Regions from separate parts of the Homo sapiens genome. Here region 2 is linked to region 1. A link is an interaction called in ENCODE POLR2A ChIA-PET data of the cell type or tissue named here. Cell type or tissue: CD4-positive, alpha-beta T cell. All regions are shown on one strand. Each heading gives the region's core, and the rest is flanking DNA. Links, peaks and the distances in the headings are about the cores only.

What was found. Peaks named below come from ENCODE experiments on the same cell type or tissue, not always from the same donor. Only the 100,000 strongest peaks of a DNase experiment are listed, where the experiment ranks them.
Region 2: POLR2A ChIA-PET joins it to region 1 with 5 read pairs; 2 of 35 experiments call an interaction of 5 or more read pairs at or near these places.

The regions. Positions count from the first base shown.
Region 1 is chr17:73,898,858-73,905,965 of GRCh38, forward strand. No RefSeq gene overlaps it. Among named protein-coding and RNA genes, the nearest start is that of LINC00469, 74 kb to the left of the region's middle. In CD4-positive, alpha-beta T cell, for the core only: no CTCF peak of the experiment used is centred there; a DNase peak (open chromatin) is centred at 3,354; H3K4me3 peaks cover 863 bases; H3K27me3 peaks cover 2,069 bases.
Region 2 is chr17:73,782,648-73,789,225 of GRCh38, forward strand. The region is part of intron 2 of LINC00469 (long intergenic non-protein coding RNA 469); the gene reads right to left. It overlaps LINC02092 (long intergenic non-protein coding RNA 2092), which reads left to right and starts at 4,175. Exons shown (of 7, transcript NR_040020.1): 1 at 4,175-5,167. In CD4-positive, alpha-beta T cell, for the core only: no CTCF peak of the experiment used is centred there; no DNase peak of the experiment used is centred there; H3K27me3 peaks cover 413 bases.

The DNA.
Region 1 (7,108 bases), core at 564-5,563:
AATCCCACCACTTTGAGAGGCCAAGGCAGGTGGATTGCTTGAGCTCAGGAGTTCAAGACCAGCCTGGGCAATGGTAAAATCCCATCTCTATCAAAAATACAAAAAATTAGCCAGGTGTGGTGGTTCACACCTGTAGTCCTAGCTACTCAGGAGGCTGAGGCAGGAGGATCAAGTAAGGCTGGGAGGCAGATGTTGCAGTGAGCTGAGATTGCACCACTGCACTCCAGCCTGGACAAGAGAGAGAGACTGTCTCCAAACAAACAAAAAAACAAAACAAAATAAAAAAACTACCTACCTCATAGATAGAACGACCACCTAATTTATTGTCCAAACTGGGACACTTATAAAAATTCTTCATAATTACATCAGGAGAAAGGCATCATTGGGAATAATCCCACAAAAATCTCAGTGCGTGGTGTCACCCTCCAAATGGGGACGTTGTACAGATGCAAGCAGGAAACGTAGATACGTTCCTGGAACAGACGGCAGGAGCATGTGGGCTGTTCCTGGCTTTTCTTGTCTACACAGAACTTTCTACTATAATTGTCCCCCTCTCTTTGGCGTCATTGTTGTCTTCCTCTCTCCTGGGCCATTTCACCAACCCATAAACACGCATTAATAGCTCCCTCTTTTTTTTTTTTTGAGATGGAGTCTTGCTCTGTTGCCCAGGCTGGAGTGTAGTGGTGTGATCCTAGCTCACTGCAACCTCCGCCTCCTGGGTTCAAGCAGTTCTCCTGCCTCAGTCTCCTGAGTAGCTGGGACTACTTAGAGCCCACCACCACATCTGGCTAATTTTTTTTGTATTTTTAGTAGAGACAGGGTTTCACCATATTGGTCAGGCTGGTCTTGAACTCCTGACCTCGTGATCTGCCTGCCTCAGCCTCCCAAAGTGCTGGGATTACAGGAGTGAGCCACCGTGCCCCGCCCAGCTCCCTCTTTAAAAATAAGAAAAACAATCTCTTCCCAGCCCTCTCCCCTCTCTGGCCAGTACCCCATCTTTCTGCTCCTCTATAGAAAAACTCCTCCAAAACTGCCTATGTGCTCCAGCTCCATTTCCCTTCTCCAAGGGCTTCTTCTTGACTCAGTGATAGCCGAAGACCTTCCATGGCCTCTACACTCTGCGCGACCTGTCCCCTGCTGATTTCTGTACCTCCTCTCCCACTGCCTCCAGACGACCCACTCTTTTCCCATGTTCCTCAGACACACCAAGCTCTTCCCAAACTCGCGGCCTTCGCATTGACCGTTCCCTCTGCCTGGAACACCTTTCCTTATGTTTTTGCATGATCACTCCTTTGCTTTCCTCAGGTCTTGGCTCTAGCCCCTTCCCTGCCTGGTTTCTTCCTAATACTTCTGCATCCTGAAATTAGATCATATGTTATTTGGATGCAGTGGGATGTTTGGTCTCCCTTTCTGGAAGGTAATTTTCAGGGTCAGGGACTTGTTTGCTCACGACTGTGTCCTCCAAGACCAGAACGGTGCCTGGCATGTGGTAGGTGCCCAAACAGCACTTCCTGAATGAATGAAATGATACGTAATTTTATAGTTTACGATTATTCACAGTATACACTAACATCATTAGCAATAGTGTATGGAGTTAACTGGCCAGGATAGCCAAGCACATTGGAGGTTTTTTTTTGAGTTGACTCCTCCTCCCCCTAACCTATCCCTTTTGCCAGACTGCATGTTTCAGGAGGGCAGTTGTTCCCCGACCTGGGAGGTGCTTCAGCCCACAGTTTTCCAGATGGGCTCATTGCATTTCCTGGGTTCCAAGCTCCTCAGATGTGATTACCACCAGCAGGAGCGCCAACACAGCCCGCGAGCCCTGCCCGTCCATCAGGGATGGGAGGCAGGCAGTCCCTGTTGTCCTTCCTCTCACCCTCTGCCCTCTCAGGCTTCCACTGAGCATTAATCACACAGCCTGAAGGAATGCCTGAAGCAAAGTCCAGTTCAGAGGAGGCCCGCTGGCCTGAAAGAGGAATGGACGAGAATACAGGGAAACCTGCCAGCCTCCACCCACAGGCCTGGTCTAGCTGGCTCCAGGTTCATGGAGCCCCTCTCCAGTCTCCAGGAATGGGTGCTGCAAGAGCTGAGATCTTAGTCCATCACTCTCCGGCCAAAAAAGGCTGAGTTCTGGCAGGTAAGGCTGCTGCTGAACAGTTAAGATAACTATGCTTCCTGTACACCACCCTGCATGGCCTGGGTCCTCCGCACCTTCCCCTCTCACCATCCAGCATTGAGGTGCACCAGGCCAGCTGGTTGACCTCTTCTCTCCCCCTAGTACACTGTGCTCCTTGTCCTGACCCATTTGGGGCCTTTTAAGGCCCCCCATTGTCGCAGAACTTCAGGAATAAAGCTGGATTGGGCACCCGGTCTGTCTCTTTCTGGTTCTGTAATTGAACAGGCTGTTTAATCCAGGGATCGGCAAACATACTCTGCCAAGAGCTGGACAGTAAGTCCTTTAGGCTTTATGGACCACATAGTCTCAGTCATAGCTACTCAACTCTGCCCTTGTAGCTCAAACACAGCCATGGACTATCTATAAAGGAGTGGGTGTTGCTGTATGCCAATAAAACTTTATTGACACGAACAGGAGGTGGGCCACATTTAGCCCATGGACCATAGGTTGCTGACCCTGATTTACCCTTCTGACCCAGTTTCCTCACCTATAATATAGGGACAATAATGCCTTAACATGACCACTGAGAGTTGATACAAACAAAAGTACTTACAACTGCACAATCATGTTGGGTTTTTGTGTTTTATGGCAATCCCTCACCTTGCATCCTTGCCCAGAGGAGCGGGGCAGGCCCCAGCAGTGCCTCGCTGAGTGCTGTGGCCAAGCACATCACTTTGACTTCGTGGCTGGGAGACTGCGAACCTCAGACTACCTGCGTTATGATTTATTTCAGCGTGACTAGTATACATCTTGGTTCTGCAGCGAGTGGAGGGAATGAGGAGGGCCTTTCAAGGGAGGCGGGATTGCATTCGCACCTGATTACGCTGCGCGGACACAACAGAGGCGCCCGGACCCGCAGCCCTGCCTTCGCCGCCTTTGCTGGGCTGTTTGCGCTTCGTTTCCTTCTCGCCGCCCCATGGCGCGCTTTCTCTCTTCTTTATTTCGCCGGTTCTCCCCGCTCCTAACCTGCTTAACAACTTACCTCGCTCTCCCGCTTGCTCTCCCCCCGCCCCCCATCTCCACTGGTTCCCGAGCTTCTCTTCATGTCCCTAATGGCGTGGCTGCGCCAGCATTTAATAAAAGCTGCTGACCGGGAAATCCGAGCTAACTGAATTACTTCCTCATTAAAGAGGCGGGCAGATTCTTGGGCCCCGCGTGCAGCCACCCTCGCTGCCTCCCTCCCCGCCCCGCTCCGCCCTGCTGGTCCCGCCTGCCGTCCGCAATTAGGCGGCAGATGCTTGCCGCCCGGTGGTGGCCTGGGTTCTGCAGGGACTGAGGGGGCTCGTCGGCTTCTCTCCAGGGTGGATCCCAGCTCTGCTTCCTTTTCCTTCCTTCTCAGACCGTCAGTTTCTCAGCCAGGGAGCTCCAGGCCAGCTGGAGATCAGGAGAAGAGAGGTGGCCTGCTCAAGGTCACCCGAGCCTCCTCCTACCCGAGTTCCAACGGAGACCGCTGGCTTTGGCCTGGGCAGGGGAGCTGGTGATTCCTAAGATCTTCCTTTGGCTTCAGAGAAGTTGGCTTCCTGGCAAGGCTTCCAGGAGATTCCCACAAGCCAACTGGAGTCCCCCGAGAAAAAGGAAAGAGGGGTTGGACTCCAAGGATCCATCCGGCGCCTCCTTTCCACCTCCCGGCTCTGTGTCTGTCACCGGACCAGGGCCTCTGATTCCCCGTGTGCCCCCATTGGGTCTTCCGGGGCTGTGCCAGAGGCCTCCTGTCTGGCCAGTACCCCAGGGCGCCACATCCCCAGGCCGGCCTGCCGGCCTCTCCCCTCGGAGTTCCCACCTGCTTCTCTTAGCGAGAGCTTCCCGCGTCGAGGGCTGGCTCAGTGCCAGGCAGCTGGTAAGTGCTTTACAGGTGTTGTTGCGGAGAAAACCAGAAACCGTTATTTTAAAAGCTGGCCATACTCTGAGCCTTTTACTCGCAGGCAATGGAAGATTTACTCGTTCTTTTGTTTAAGAAAACACCTTAATGGGCCTGTTGGCCTCTGGGTACCGTCTAGATGGGAGAAGATTGAGACAAAGAAACATTGGCCTGTTCTGCATCATAAAGTAAAGGGAAGTTTAGGTTCCCTAAGCTAGGGAGGAGTGGAAGGGGGCGGGGACAGGGAAAGGAACCTTGCCAGGCGGATAAAGAGGGAAGAAAACAGGCTGGTTACAGCTTAGGGAGCCTGGATGCTGCGGTCAAACACAGCCTGGAAAAAACACCTTAGACCCTGAAACTGCCACCACCCCTACGGAATCAGGCGAGACGCTGGCCAAAGCTGGATATCCTACATCATTGTAACCCAAGTTTCTTGTCTTGGAATGAAGTTCGTGCAAGAAGAAGCCCCTTTCCGGGACTTGGAATCCTAAACCAGTGCCACTTGGTAACTCTTCACTCTGTCTTTGTTCTCCAGACCTCCCGGTGAAGTGGTTCCGGCCTGTGGTTCTTGGAGATCCAGCTGGTGCTGCTGTTTGATTATAATGCAGTAGTTTGAATTCATGGATGAATGTCCTCTGCATTGTCTCATGCGAAAGGTTCCCAGTAATCTTGTTTAGGAAGGACTGGTGAATGAATTTTGCTTGGAGGACCCCAGGCTTGGGATGTGGTAGCTACTGCCACAGCCTCTACTCTTCTGGCTATCCAGTTAAGGTTAGGCCTTCACAGGAGGGGGCTGTGTGTCTCTGGGACACCTGTTGACCTAAGTGCTGTCCCTCCTATGGCTGGCTGAGAAAAGACCCAGCTTTCTGGGGGTCTCTCTGTCAGCACAAGGCCTGGCTCTTCATCCCCGCTGCCACACCCTCTTCCCTGGTGCTGAGACCTGTTGGGAGTTTGGGAAATCGTAGCCTTGGCTGTTTACCCAGGAACCTTCTCTTTTTCTCAGTGGGTTGCAGGAGAACAGAAAGGGAGGTCAAAGCGTGCTTGCTTGTGTCTGCAGGGGAAGACTCGTTCATGTAGAGGAGTAAAGCCTACCCCAGTGCCAACTCTGAGACTTGGGAAAAATCACCGTTTTATCAGAGTTTATACCAAGGCACTATGAAATTCACAGATGGCTTTGCTCTCCTGTCTTAGTGTGGTTCTCTCCAAAGGAGACCCTGGGACAAGGACTTGGTTGCAGGTAGCTTATTTGGAGAGGGATACCAAGAAGCTGGGGACCCACTCAGGAATCATGGAGAACATGCTTTGAGACTGTCCCCCTCCAAAGGATGGGGGAGCTGAAGCCTTTATCCTCAGACTTGCCCTGCCTTGGCGGAGGGTTATTAAATTCACAGTATTGAATTCCCAGCACTTTAGGGTGCTCAGTGCATAGGTTGCACAGGCTGTGCAAGCTCTTAAGGCACTGGGGAATGATCAGAAGCAAAACATCAGAGAACCCCAGGTGCTTGAGGTAGAAGGCTGCCAGCACAGACAGGTACAGGTGGGAAGATTGCTTGAACCCAGGAGGTTGAGGCTACAGGTACAGGTGGACAGAGAGGTTATGAAAAGTGTTTGCTATAACCCCCAACCCTAAAAGCCCCAGAGCAAATTTCAGAAAGAAATTCAAGTCCTCTAGGGCTGCTGGTAGGGGTGCAAATGAGTTGGGAGAGTGAGTTCCTCATGCCTTCCTTATCCACATAGTTCCAAGGTTTCCATCGTCCAACTACAGTGTTTCAACAAAGAGACATGCTGGGCGTGGTGGCTCACGCCTGCAATTCCAGCACTTTGCGAGGCTGAGGCGGGCAGATCACCTGAGGTCAGGAGTTCAAGACCAGCCTGGCCAACATGGCATAACCCCGTCCCTACTAAAAATACAAAAATTAGCCAGGCGTGGTGGTGGTCTCTTGTAATCCCAGTTATTTGGGAGGCTGGAGTGGGTGAATCGCTGGAACCCGGGAGGTGGAGGTTGCAGTGAGCCAAGATCACACCATTGCGCTCCAGCCTGGGCAACATAGCAAGACTCCATCTCAAAATAAATAAATAAATAAATAAATAAATAAATAAATAAATAAATAAATAAAAATAAAGTAAATAAACAAAGAGACAGTAAATGCCTGGAGAATGAATTAAGACCCATAGTTCTGGGTTTTTAATGGGATTGTCGAAGAGCTAGACCCATGATGAATTTAGGAAAATTTGGGATAGATATGACAAAAGAGTTTATAGCCATAATATATAAAGCCGTGCCATATTCAATAAGAAAGCAATCACAAGCTGACAGAGAAAACAGTCAAATTATACCAACAGGCAGTTCACCAAAAAATACATGCATATTGCCAATAAATAACTAAAACTATTTCTATCTCATTTGTAATAAAACATAATTTCAGACAAGGTATTATTCTTTCCCCATCAGATTGGCAAAAAGTTTACAAGATTGATACCAGCCAGGGTTGGTGAGGGTGTGGGGAGAGAGACATTCTCAGGCTGTCCACTCTTTTCAGAGACGAGTTTGGCAATATGCATTAAACATGAAGGGTGGGCATGAACCTTGACCAGTTCCACTGCTAGGCATGTACCCCACAGAAATATCAGTATCACCATATATGCACAAAGATGTTACATACAAAGAAGTTCCTTTCAGTTATACTAACAAAATTCGAGCCAGTCTAAGTGTCTATGAGGGATGTAGTTAAAGTACAGCACATCCAGGCCAGGCATGGTGGCTCACACCTGTAATCCCAGCACTTTGAGAAGCCAAGGCAAGAGGATCACTTTAAGCCCAGGAGTTTGAGATCAGCCTGGACAATGTAGTGAGACCTTCTCTATCAAAAAAAAAAAAAAAATCAGCCAGGTGTGGTGGTGCACACTTGTAGGCTCAGCTACTTGGAAGGCTGAGGTGGGAGGATTGCTTGAACCCAGGAGGTTGAGGCTGCAGTGAACTGTGATCATGCTACTGCACACCAGCCTGGATGACAGAGTAAGACCCTATCTCAAAAATAAATAAATAAATAGCATGTACATACCCTGGAATACTA
Region 2 (6,578 bases), core at 1,579-6,578, 120 kb before region 1:
CCTGCAAAGCAAGCCCAGGGCACCTCTGCCTGATGCGCGGCTGAAACATCTGGGCTTGGCAGGATAGGAAGACGCAGGGAACAGGGCTCCAGACTGGACACCGGTCCTCCATCCAGCTCTGTCGCAAAGTAGCCATGTGGTCTGGATTCCTCCCACACATCCTGTTCCCTTCAGTCCCCAGGCTCTCCCTACCCACCTCTGCTTGTCCCCACATCCTCTGCATACTATGAGGAAGCACCACCCACAGCCTCTGGAAGCAGGATGCTTGGCTTCAGATCCTACCACCTTGGGCACATCACTTTACCTCTGTGTGCCTCAGTTTCCTCCTCTATAAAATGGGCACAACACCAGCACCTAGCACTCAGGGTGGTTGTGACGATTAAGTGTGTTAATGCAAGAGCACCTCACACATGGGCCCATGGTACATGCCATGTAAGTGCCAGCTGCTCTGCTCATTCCATGTATCATTTTCCCACCAAATCGATGTGACTTCAAAGGAAGGGCACAGAGACTCATGCCGTATTACCTGTAACATTTAGCGTCCACACCCTTGGTTCTCAAACTTAAGCATGCAACAGCGTCACCTGGAGGGCTTGCTGGAGCACAGCCTGCTGGGCCCCTTCCAGAGCTTCTGATTGTGCAGGTCTGGGGCGGGGCCTGAGAATGTGCATTTCTAACAAGTTCCCAGATGCTGCTGCTGGTCCAGGGACCACACTTTGAGAACCACTGGACTAATTTACTACTCAGATTGTATTGGCATCCATCTAGAAATGAACACATATTTGAGCACCTACAATGTGCCCACCACTGTATTAGGAGCGTTCGCATATTTCATTTTATTTTCACCAGAAAGCAGCAAAATGGGCCTCATTCTGCCCATTTTCCACCGAAGTTACCAATGCTCAGAGAAGCTACGTGACTCTCCTGAAGTCCTGCGACTTGAACTCTGACCTCTGGGTGTCAGTTTCAGTTGTCTACTTTTCCATTGCTTTTTGAACCTAGTTTTGGGATAGAAACAGTACCAGGGGAACCTGCAGAGGAGGAAGGAGCCCTTGGGAAAAGGTTTCTCCTAGGTGATCAGAGGTCTGCACGTGTCTGATGTTTATTGTGGAGATGCCAGAAATCCACTGAATTAGGAGACCCAGAGGGGCTGCACCTTGAGCCACAGCTCCTGCCCAGTACGTGGCTCTCTAGGGCCACAAAGAGGACACCCAGAGCTCAGTCTGGGCAAGCTGCCTGTGGCTCGTGAGTGGCACCCCCATAGTTTGAGACCCCCACCCCAGCGGAATGAGCTGGGCTGTCTCTCCACCTCTCCTCCATTCCCTGCACTTTCTCCCACAGCCTGGAAAACAGGTGCTGCCCATTAACAGGGGAACAGCGCCAATCAGGAGGAAACACTCCGCATTAAGCCCTTGACACATGCCACAATTTTGACAAATAAGACACAAAAGCAGGAGGTGCCAGGAGCCCCAGAGTTCAGGCCTAGCTGCTGGCATGAAAGAAGGAGGTCAGGAGTGGAGGCTTTGGCTGAGAGGAGCTGGGCACGGGGAAGGGGAGCTGGGAGGGGGCCCACCAGGTGCCACTCCTCACAGCCTTTCATCTGCCTGGGAGCCCGGAGATAGACGCTGCATGAGCCAGGCCTGAGCCAGCAGAACTGTTGGCCTGGAGAGAGGATGCAGAGCGCTGGCGAACCCCAACCTTACCGCCACTTCTTAACCTCACTGCAGGGTTCCAAGACTCTCCCCAGCCCAAATGCAAAGAGCCTCCAGGATGCTGATTTGCATGTGATTTGCATGCTGGATCTGAGGTCCCCGCGTCTCCTCCCTTCCCCTGTCTCCAGTTCCTTTCTCTGCAGGGTTGAGCTCCAGCAGGTTGACAACTAACCTGGGAGAAAGGAGTGGCTTCCTTTCCTATGCTGGGGACTTGTGACCCCCCATGTACAGTACAGCGAGGCTGAGGGAGCAGAGGGAAGAGGTGACAGGACCACAGCTCTACCGGGTGGCTCCTTCAGGGGATTTCAGTGCCTATGAGGAAGGATACTCAGCTGTCCCCTGGCGATCTGGTTAAAATGCAGATTCCAGCTCCTCAGGTCTGGAGTAAGACCCAGATCCAGCATTTCTAACAAGATCCCAAATGATGCTGCCTCCCAGGCTACACTTGAGTAGCAAGGGTGTAGGGCTGTGGGCATGTGGGAATCCCCTGGGGGCCTTCCACACTGACACTGGGTTCCACCCCAGAGATTCCGATATAATGGTCCAGGCTTGGGCACCAGGAGATTCTAACATGCGACTTGAGCTCCACTGTGGGACACCTGTACCCGTGTGTAGAACAAAGTGATTGTAATGACGCTGACCTCCTGTGAGGAGAAGAAGAGATGGAAAACTCATTAGAGGATAAACACCGGCCGTTCATTCAGCCGTTAGAGAACTAGACCACCAAAGGAGATGCCGCTTGCTCCTCGCACTCCACACACGCTCCAGGTCATTTACCAGAGAGCAGGAACAGGCCACTGGACTGTCAGTTCCAGGAGGAAGGGTCAACGATGGCTTTGTTCATGGATACACCTAGTGCCCAGCATCTGCAACATGGTAGGGGTGGGACGGGGGGATGATGGACAGGGGGCACCGCAGGAACGGATGCTGGCCAGTGATGGGGAGAGCACTGCATCCTCATCTCCAGCCTGCCATACTTCCCATCAGGAGGGGATCTTTTCTGTGACTCCAGAATGGATTTGGGAGGACTTATTCCTTGTGAAAAACATTGTCACACCCTCGTTAATCAAGCTTTCTTCCTTGGCAGAGAGGATGGAGAGGAAGAGGAAACTTTCATTCCACAGAAGGGCATCTGCCAATTTCCCACTTGGGGACGAGATTGAAATAGCTTTTTCAGATCCTCCAGTTAAGCTGACACATGTGGACCCTTCAATCCTCCACTGGGTTCCCTCCCAGGAGCAGTTATCTCGGCTCCAGCAGAACGGCTCTATCTCACCGCAGCCTGCCAGCTGTCTCGCTTCACAACAGAGAGAAGCTGGGGCCCCAAAGACAGTTCTGGTGCAAATAGCGTCGGAGAAGCAGACGCTGGAGCACTGGCGAGGGGAGGGAAGGGCGGCCAGGTCAGCTGGGCCACCCTTCATTCACATGGTCAGCCAGTGCCTAGGAGCTGTGAGGTCTTGGGGGGGGCCACGTGGAGCTGCAGCCGGATAACAGGGCCAGGGCTGAGAGTGATCTGAAGATGACAGAGCTAAAAAAGCATCACTTTAAGGTGAGGAAGGTAAATGCCACTTCTGGGCCGGCACCGTTCCCCAGGCTGGGAATGAGATAATGAATTATTACCCAAGGAAATGAAACCGCTAATAAAATCAAAAGCAAAGCTAGGGGAGGTTAAACTCCATTTTTAAAAAGGCGCTGGTGATTTATAGAGTGCCCTCTCTCCTTGCCTCCTAGGGCGCCAGCGGCTCCCCCTGTCCCTCCCCCTCTTCCCCACCTGCTGGCCCCTGACCCTCTGGACATACAGATCCTGGCCTCTCTGCCAGCTCTCCCCAGCCTCTGGCTGTTCTTTTTTCTCCATCCCCCTAGTGAGCCACTCCCACCCTCAATGGGAATTTAAAGGCTTGATTTGTGCTGAAATTTGGGCCAATTGATTTCAGGAGCTCAGTCCCCAAGGAATGGCTACCAGGAAATCCGTTTTCCTTAGGAATCCATTCCGACCTTTGAGCCAGCAAATTACAAGTAGAACCAGCCCCCGAATGGCAATCAGGTTTTGGAGGCTGGCGCTGGGCGGGTGTGGTTCATGCAGTGAGTGACTAATTGATAGGGCCTTCGAGCGGGAACCTGGCCCTCTCCTGATTCAGGGAAGCTCACTGGCTACATTTTCCTTCTCGCTGTGTCTGCTCTAATCCCTAGCAAGCTCCATTCCTGAAACCCTGGCCCCCTCGGTCTTGGCTCCCCTCCTTCCCTGCCTGAAGCCATCAAGCCCCTGCTGTCTGACCTCACTGCCCGTTTCCGTGGCGACGGCCCTGTGATGTCACTGGTGGTGGCCTGTGAGCCTTCAGGTGGGTAGGATGACAGCAGCAGGTGCCCAGGAGGAGGGGAGGAACAAAGATCTTGTTTTTGTGCCATCATCCCTGATACATAATGAAAACCCAGGGTAGGGGTGGGGTGGGAATGGAGTGGGGAGATCTGACTCTGCAGCCATCCCTCACCACTCCTGCTTGGACATCGCCAGGCTCAGCTAGAGAAGGCAGAAAAAGTTCCTCCAACTCCTTCCCCAGGCACCTATGCAGGCTCCACACTCCTGCCTGAACAGCTATGATTTTAAAAGCCATCGAGTCATGAAGAGAAGTGTGCCAGTGTGTGCTGGACTCAGTTTCCCCTGTGCACCATTTTCCCCAGTCAGCCCTGCACCTTCCAAGAACTATGACCCGAAGGCACACCCTAGTCAGCTCAGGCCCCACATTCCTGCAAAAATAAGGCTCCAGGGCTCCCTCATCGCAGCATGGGTTCTGCAGGAAGCCCCAGTGCCAAGTGGCTTTCAAAACTAGCCTCAGCTAGCAACGTGGCGGCTATTTCAGCGACCGACAAAAGCAGCTCCCCCAGCCTCCCTTGGTGTTTGTGGTCCCTTTTGTTCCAGCCAGGCACCATGAGGAAAATGCAGCAACCGTTTGGAAACAAAGGCTCGGGCAGGCTCTCTCCAGTCTGAAAAGCCCACTTTCACTTGAGTTTCAGGTAATTTGCTGTGCAGCCTGAATTCGTTAGACAAATTAGGCTCACTTGGACTTCAGGTGGCTCAATTACCTGGGTGATTTGCATGTTTATGAGTGAAGGGGACTGCACAGTAGCAGAAAGCAAATTTGAAATCCTGACTTTGGGGGCCCTGGAGCCCCTTTGCTGCACCTTTACTTTCCCTACCAGAAAGGAGGAAGGACAGAGTAGCTCCCCAGCAAGCAGATCAGCGGATGTCACATAACCACAGGGCAGTCATCAGGGAGCACGACCCCTCCCCAGGGCCACGCAGGCCTTAGTTTCTCCTTCTGGATCTGCCAGCAAAACAAAGGTAACTGCCTAAGAACAGCTTCCAAAGATGGAAGAAGAAAGTGAGAAAATCTATATTATTGATCGTTCATACCTAAGGAAAAGAGGCAAGAGGATTCCCATAGCCCAGCTGGGAGGTGAAGAGTTAATCCTATAATCTAGTCTGCCAGGGAGCAAGGCAAGGACTGGAGCTATTTTCAACCCGAAGTGTGCATGCAGAATGCTTGATGCCTGGGGGGAGGAGCTGGAAAGCCTGAGACCATTTGAAAGCATTAATTGAGTACCCAGGGTATATAGACCCTATTCTCAGGCCATGCTGGAATTCCAAAGGACAAGGGGGCTGTCTCCTGTCTTCTATTAGAGCATGGACCACCTTCCCCCACTTTCAATTTCTTCTCTGTGCCCACTCCCCCTCCCCAGGCCACAGCTCCTTCCTGGGCTCCGTGAAGTACCTACAGATGCCTGATGACCTTTTTAGAGTTGGCCCAATTACTCAACTGAAACAGCTTAAGCATTGCAAATTCACACACGCAGACTCTGCTAGTTGTCTGAGTAAGAGCTAGAGCGCTGGGCCCTGGCTGTATATTGGACTCACCTGGAGAATGTTTTAAATGATTGGAACCTGAGTCCCACCCCCAGAGAGTATGATTTAATTGGTATTGGATGCAGTGGCATTTTTTAAAAGCTCCTCTGGTGATTTAAACATGCCACAAAGCCTGAGAGCCCCTGAGCTGGAGGATTTGGGATTTTTGAATTGTTTAATGATGAGTCGTTGGGCTGAAATTGATCAAGTGTGATGGGATCAAGACAGGCTTAGATTCTATGCACCTGGTGGGCTGCTATCTTGAAACAAAATAGTGATGTAAGGTTTTCATATGAGTGTGATTGTAATGGATCTACATAAGAGTTGGTATGAGTATAGATTTGCCTGGAGTAAAGTCTTCACTAAACTGGCATTAGTTGAGGGAAGAGGTGGCAGGAAGAAGTAATCGATATTTCTTGAGTATCTGTTGCGTGCCAGGAACTGTGCTTGGAAGACTATACTGATATTTCATTTATTGTTTCCAACCACATGGCAAATGGGCATTACTCCTACTTTACAGATGAGGAAACTGAGACTCAGAAAGGATAAGTGTAATTTTGCCTGAGATTATACAGCTATTGAGTTTTGGGAGACAATTTTCTGAGGGCCCCTCACATTTCTGTGTGTCTTGCAAAGAGAGACACTGACTGCCTTTGTCTGAACTATCCTTATAAGGATGCTTGCCTGGTGAACAGCTTTGGAAAATCCAATATCTTCCTCTGGAGCAAAGGGTAGGCATGCTTACTGTCCATTATAAAAGATTCCTATTCCTTAAGCTCAGGATTCCTCTTTTGGAACACAGTCCACTCTGTGTGAGCAGGTATCACCTAGGGCCCTCTTTGTGCTGCCTTATGGAGACCATGGCTTGGAGAATTGGCACAAAACCCTAATACTCTGGCTGCTACTATTGTGTAATAAACTGTCCTTTGTCTCTGATCCATGAGTCTCATGTCTTCCACCAGCAT